2 separate regions of the Mus musculus genome follow, and region 2 is linked to region 1. A link is a loop called in an ENCODE intact Hi-C map of the cell type or tissue named here. Cell type or tissue: left cerebral cortex. All regions are shown on one strand. Links, peaks and the distances in the headings refer to the core of each region. The heading gives the core; the rest is flanking DNA.

Region 1 (2,894 bases), core at 186-2,685:
CAAAGAACGAGTGGGACACGCCGAGCCGGCGGCCCCGCCCGCGGAGCGAGAGGGAGTGTCCGCACAGAGGGCGGGTCTCTCATTCACTCGGCCCCTCGCTGTCGCCGCGGCGGAAGGGCGGGGTCTCTCCCCCCCCCCCGACCGGGAGTTAGGGGCGGGGCGAGAGGCGGGGCTCGCGGGCGCGCGTCCCGCGGCGTCGTCTGCGTCGTCACGTCAGCGCGGGAGAGAGAAAGAGCGACTCGGCAGGGACTGGGGACGGGGCCGAGAGAGAGCTAGCGAGGGAGGGCGTGAAGCCAGAGAGAGCCAGAGAGGAAGAAGGGCGGCCACTCGTGTGTGAGCGGCCGCGGACGGGAGTGGGGAAGCTGGGGGAGGAGGTGCAGGGAAGGAAGGACGAAGGCTGAGAGGACAGGGCGGCTAGCGGCCGGCGGAGGTGGCGAGGGGAGAAGGAGGAGCTGTCGGAGGGCAGGGGCTGAGCTGAGGGAGTGAGGGAGAGAAGCGGACGCGCCAGGGAGGGGAGGGAAGGGGGGTCACGCGGGGGCGCGCGCGCACCGGGAGCGCGCTCGGAGGCGAGTGGAACTGGATCGGGTTTGCTGCCAGCGGCGTGAGCTTCGGCCGCCATTTTACAACAGCTCCACTCGCGCCGGACACAGGGAGCAGCGAGCACGCGTTCCCCGCCAGCCGACCCGGTCGGACAGGATTCCTCGGCCCCAGCCCCGCGGGGAGGTAACGACCGCGGGCCCCCGGGTCCGGGAGGGGAGCTCCGTGACATTGTGGAGGGTGCTTGGGGGAGGGCGGCGCGGGGAGAAACCGGCTTTTCTGGAAAATGGATTCCAAGGGGGAGAGAAGAGCACGTTGGCCGGGGCTGCCGGAGAGTAGGCCGCGGCCGCGCCGCCACTTCCTCCTCTCCCCATGTGCAGCCGCGGCTGGGCTTTGTCTGCGGCGCTCCGGGAGGAGGCGCCTCGACAGCCCGATGGCCCGCGCGGAGCGCGAGCGGCGGACTTGGTGCTGTCGTGGCCGGCGGCGCGGGAGTGGGCGGAGAGGCGCGGGGTGCTGTCCCGCGACCGGCCGGCGGGCTTGGGCGGTGCTCGGCTCCCGCGGGCGTGTGCTTGGCGGCGGAACGCCCTCCCCGCGCGGGCTGTCGGCCTCGGCGCCGCAGCCACTGCACCGAGGGGTGCGGGAGGCTGGGGGTCGCGGGCGCCCGGGAGCGCCCGGGGCGGAGAGCCATGTGTCACGGCGGAGACGGCAGCGCTGGGGGGCGGGGAAAGCCCGTGGCCTGGCGCCGCGGCGGCCTCAGTGTTGAGGGGCGAGATGGTGCGGTTGCACGGTTCAGGGGGCTCGCACCGCGACTGCGGGTTGATGTTGGGAGGCGGTGATGACCGTCTTGGCCCGGTACTCGGTGGGTTTCCGTTGAAGGAAGTTGTAGGACATTTGAAGGCGCAGAGCACGTGTTTCTAATGGGTTCCTGGCGGCCGCAGTGGCGAGGCTGCCGCTCCGGGTGCGGAGTCGGGGGCGGGCTTTGGGGTGTGGGGGTGAAGGGTGGAGGAATTGGGTGGTGGGAAGGTGGCTTGTGTGAGCGCTTTGTTCTTCGCTGGCTGTTGTTACTGATCTATAAGCGGCAGGCGGGAAAAGCGCACTTTCTGGTTTACCTTGGAGAGAGACAAGCCCAGCGTTGCTTGCTTCACACACCTTATTCTCCGTTTTGGAACTGCTGCATGTGGCAGGCTGGGCCGGTCGCTGTGCTGATTGGGCTTCATTTGTAATAAGGTTTTTCTCAGTGAGTGTTAGCAGGTGAAGTCAGGGGTGGTGCTCAGGAAGAATCTAGTGAATCGGTCCTTCTGTACCCGAGCTCCAAAATCTGGCTTGTCAGGCGATAGTGATTTTAAGGTTTCTTTCAAGGGAGGTTCAGGCTGGCTGGTTGTAGTTAAGTGGTAGAGAAAGTAAAGATTGGGACTGTCATTGTCCTCTATTCTGTTTGAAGATCCTAGTTTAATTTTGCTTATTGCGTTTGAACAGATCTCTGGAAACATGGCTACAGAACATGTTAATGGAAATGGTACTGAAGAGCCCATGGATACTACTTCAGCAGTTATCCATTCAGAAAATTTTCAGACATTGCTTGATGCTGGTTTACCACAGAAAGTTGCTGAAAAACTAGATGAAATTTACGTTGCAGGTAAGAACTAACACTTGCAAAATAACATTATGAAATTTTTCTATTGGATTTCTGGCTTTGAGCTAAAATAGCAACTTTTTGTGGTTTCCAATAAACGTGGGAACTGGAGCTTTGCCTTGTTCTGATAGTTGGTTAATTTAGGTTTGAGCTTAGAGGTTAAAGTGTAGAGGGAGGGCTGAAATGGGGGAATAGACCTCCCTAGGGGAAGGCTGTCTGGCCTGATGGATAGTATATGATAGTAGCAACAGCTGCTAAATGTTGAGAGGAGCCCATGTGACTTTTTGAGGTATTTTTATAGCAGGATTCTTGTTTAATAACTTGGTAACTGTAGGCTAGTTCTTGTCTTTCTTGGTGTGGTGGTTCCTTTTTCTAGTGGTTCTTGACTTTGAGGAGAGGTTCAGTTGTTACACTTGGTGTTGTGTTGGTTGACTTTAGGATTTGTAGGCCTATATATTTACTGTAGAAATATTGCAGTGTTCAGGACTACTTGGACACAAAAACAGGATATAATACGTTGACTCCTTTCTGTGTGGTTAAGAGGACTTTAGTATGTTTTTCATTATGTAGATAAGGGGAGGGCAAGGAGGGTAGAATCATTGTCATATGTGTACCTGTATTACCCAATGCAGGACTCTGATGAAATAATTTAGAAAATTTAAAAGGTGATAACTCACTAAATTTTTTCTTCTCCAGGGCTAGTTGCACATAGTGATTTAGATGA
Region 2 (2,894 bases), core at 192-2,691, 1.6 Mb before region 1:
TTTACCTGGCTTCATTTCCTATCTAAGCATCTGCCCCCCTTGAGTTTTTCCCATCCTTTCGTCACTAGCTAGTGATTTACTTATTCCTTCCTCTTTGTCACCTACAGAAAATAAAAATCTGGGTTTTAACAAGCCTCTGGGGTCTGGATACTTAGAGGGCTGGGGTTGGGGACAGGGGCGGTGGTGGATCGCGGGCGTGGGGGGGGGGCAATTGTCTCCCACTCCCCTCCCCCACCCTGCTGGCGTCATCCGAGGTCGAACTACCAATCCCGGCATGCCTCTGGGCGGCACGGGCGCAGGCTTGTGTGCGTAGCGGTTAGCCGTTGGCTGAGGCGGCGGCTGCGCGGGTCGCGGTGCTGTGAGGTCAGGCGGCGCTGGCAAATCGCGCCCAGGATGTAGAGCTGGCTGTGGCCGACGGCGCGTCTGACGCTGAGTTGGGTGGGGTAGAGAGTAGGGGGCGGTAGTCGGGGGTGGTGGGAGAAGGAGGAGGCGGCGAATCACTTATAAATGGCGCCCAAGCAGGACCCTAAGCCGAAATTCCAGGAGGGTGAGTGTGCCGCTTTGGGGAGAGGCATCTAACGGTGCACGGGAGAGAGGCTGACTCAGGGCGCTGGAGGTTTGGGGGTCGGGGTCGGCGGGGCTTGCGGCCGGGGGAAACCGTGCAGGCCTTGCTTTGTAAGGGGGAAAGGCGCACTGCGGAGGGTAATCTCAGTGCGTCATCCGCGACAGTGCTCGGTGGCGCGAAAGCGAGCCCCCGGCCACGGCCAGGGCCGAGGGCATCTCCGTGCGTGTGGCAGAGCCTCGGCGCTTGTTTGTTTGTTTTTCCGAGAGCGGAGAAAGTCTATTGAAGGGAGGTGCCCGGCGGGCGGGTGAGCGATGGCGACGGCGACGGTTGGGAGGTGATGTGGCGTGGGGGAGGGGAGCAGCGGCAGCGCATCCTCCCCGCTTAGCTCTCGGCCGCGGGCCGCGCGGGCGACTGTGGGCCGAAGGTTCGAGGCTGTTGGACAAACGAGCGGCTCTGTCTCGGCGTTGTGTGGAGTTCTGCTGTTGGGAGGACAGGGGATGGGGGGTGGGCTGTGCGCCCCGCGGCGGGAGAACTGCGTTGTAAGATGGCCGCGGCAAGATGGCCGCGCCATCATGGCTGCCGGCGTCTCGCAGCTTACACGCAGCTTCGGGCCAGATGCAGCGCCCCCTGGCACGGCGATCACGCGCAGACCAGTTCCTCCTCTTGCCTCTGAGTGATGGGTGGGGACAGAAAAAAAAATAAAACTGGAGCCGCCCGAGCGAGTTCCTAGGCTTGCTGTTGCCTGAGGGCATCGTTTTGCTGTTTTTGGAGCTGTGCGCCAGGGCCCTTTAAGTACTCTGTGCTCTGCCGAGCGGTTCTCGTGGAAACAGTTTTTAGTTCCTCCTTAGGGCGTTTCCATCTTGAGATGCATGGCCTCTTTGTCATTTTTAAATACAGTAGTTGCTTGACTGGTTGTAGTAGTATTCGATTTTAATGGCGATTTGAAAGCTAACGCTTATTAGTTGGCTTTGACTGAGAACGTTGCTGATGAACGGTTACTGCTAATGGAAAGCAGTTACTCGGTTCTCACAACTCATCTGTCGAGGTGATTTACTGATATACTAAAGGAAATAAAACTATAAGCATAAAAAGGAACACTTTAAACTTGTTACTGCCAGATACGGCCGTCTGTGTTTATCATCATACATGCTGGGTCCAGGCGCTTGCGTAACTCCTGTTCTAGGATGTTTAACCAGTAAAGTGCCAGACTTTTAAAAGTCTCAAGTTCCAAATCGAAACGTTTTAATTAATCGATGTACAAGGACAGGCGGATCTCTGAGTTTGAGGCCATTCTGGTCTACTTAGAGCTTTTCAGGACATCCAGAACTATACAGAGAAACTCTTGTGTGTGTATGGGGAACGGGGTGTTGCTCTATACCCAGTGGAGGTTCAGGGAGTGTGGAGACCTGCGCAGGTGGATGGATCTCTGTTAGCTCATTGTCCAGTCAGCCCATGGGTGAGCTACAGCTAAAGTAATCGACCATCTCAAAAACTAGTGTGAAGAGTTAGCTACTATGGAAGACACTGAGCTGGCTGGTCCTCACTTGTAGATAGTGTAAGATGGTGTACACTGTAGTTTTGCCAACTCTGCGAAACAGTTGGTTTCCTTTGTAATTTGATGTTTTATGTAGCAGAGCATGCCAAGAGGCCCATAGATTTCTGATTGTCAGAGCACAAAAGCTTAAATCCTTGGTTGATGTTAGAAACTAGAAATCAAGAATGGTTGATAATAACCCAGAGAACATCTAGAAAGGAAACAGTGTTGATGGGATTATTTTGAAATCTTGGTAGAATTTTGATAGTGAAAGGTGGTAACTTTCCATTTTGTTGATGTTTGTGTTGCATTATTTTATGTGTGTGAGTATCCTCAGAAGCCAGAAGGCGGCATTGGATTTCCAGGAACTGGGCCTGCTGGGAATAGAAATGCTTCTCAGTTCCTTGTGTGTGTGTGTGTGTGGTGGTGGTGGTGGTGGTGGTGGTGGTGGTGTGTTCTTAAAAAATTCATCAGCCCAGGGCAAGATTTTTGTCATTTGAGAGTAGAGTGGATCTGAGGATGGAGAACTGCCTTCTTAATTTGTCCTTTCCACTTGTTAGACTGATGTACATCAGTTAGTTAGTTGTGTGTGTGTGTAAATTTTCATTATTCAAAGAGCCTTACTTAGTGTAGTTTTTAGCTGAAGCAGCCAATTTTAAAAAGGTATTTCAGATTAGTTTAAAAGATAACCTGGAGTGAAATCAGTAATCACAGATCTGAGCTTAGTGCTTCTGTTTAATAGTAGCATGTTCTACCCATTTATTTGGGTCTTAGCTTTGGACTGTTGGAAAAGAA

What was found. A loop is a pair of places that touch in the nucleus more often than their neighbours do. Peaks named below come from ENCODE experiments on the same cell type or tissue, not always from the same donor. Only the 100,000 strongest peaks of a DNase experiment are listed, where the experiment ranks them.
Region 2: it touches region 1 in a loop (7-fold over the local background); 2 of 42 quality-filtered maps call a loop at or near these places.

Annotation. Positions count from the first base shown.
Region 1 is chr9:88,479,885-88,482,778 of GRCm38, reverse strand. Syncrip (synaptotagmin binding, cytoplasmic RNA interacting protein) reads left to right here and starts at 382. Exons shown (of 11, transcript NM_019666.2): 1 at 382-723; 2 at 2,014-2,173; 3 at 2,867-2,894. The coding sequence starts at 2,026. In left cerebral cortex, for the core only: no CTCF peak of the experiment used is centred there; DNase peaks (open chromatin) are centred at 780 and 1,486; H3K4me3 peaks cover 2,176 bases; H3K27ac peaks cover 1,235 bases.
Region 2 is chr9:90,112,189-90,115,082 of GRCm38, reverse strand. Morf4l1 (mortality factor 4 like 1) reads left to right here and starts at 263. Exons shown (of 12, transcript NM_024431.3): 1 at 263-547. The coding sequence starts at 508. In left cerebral cortex, for the core only: a CTCF peak has its summit at 1,196; DNase peaks (open chromatin) are centred at 345, 1,190 and 1,803; H3K4me3 peaks cover 2,236 bases; H3K27ac peaks cover 1,696 bases.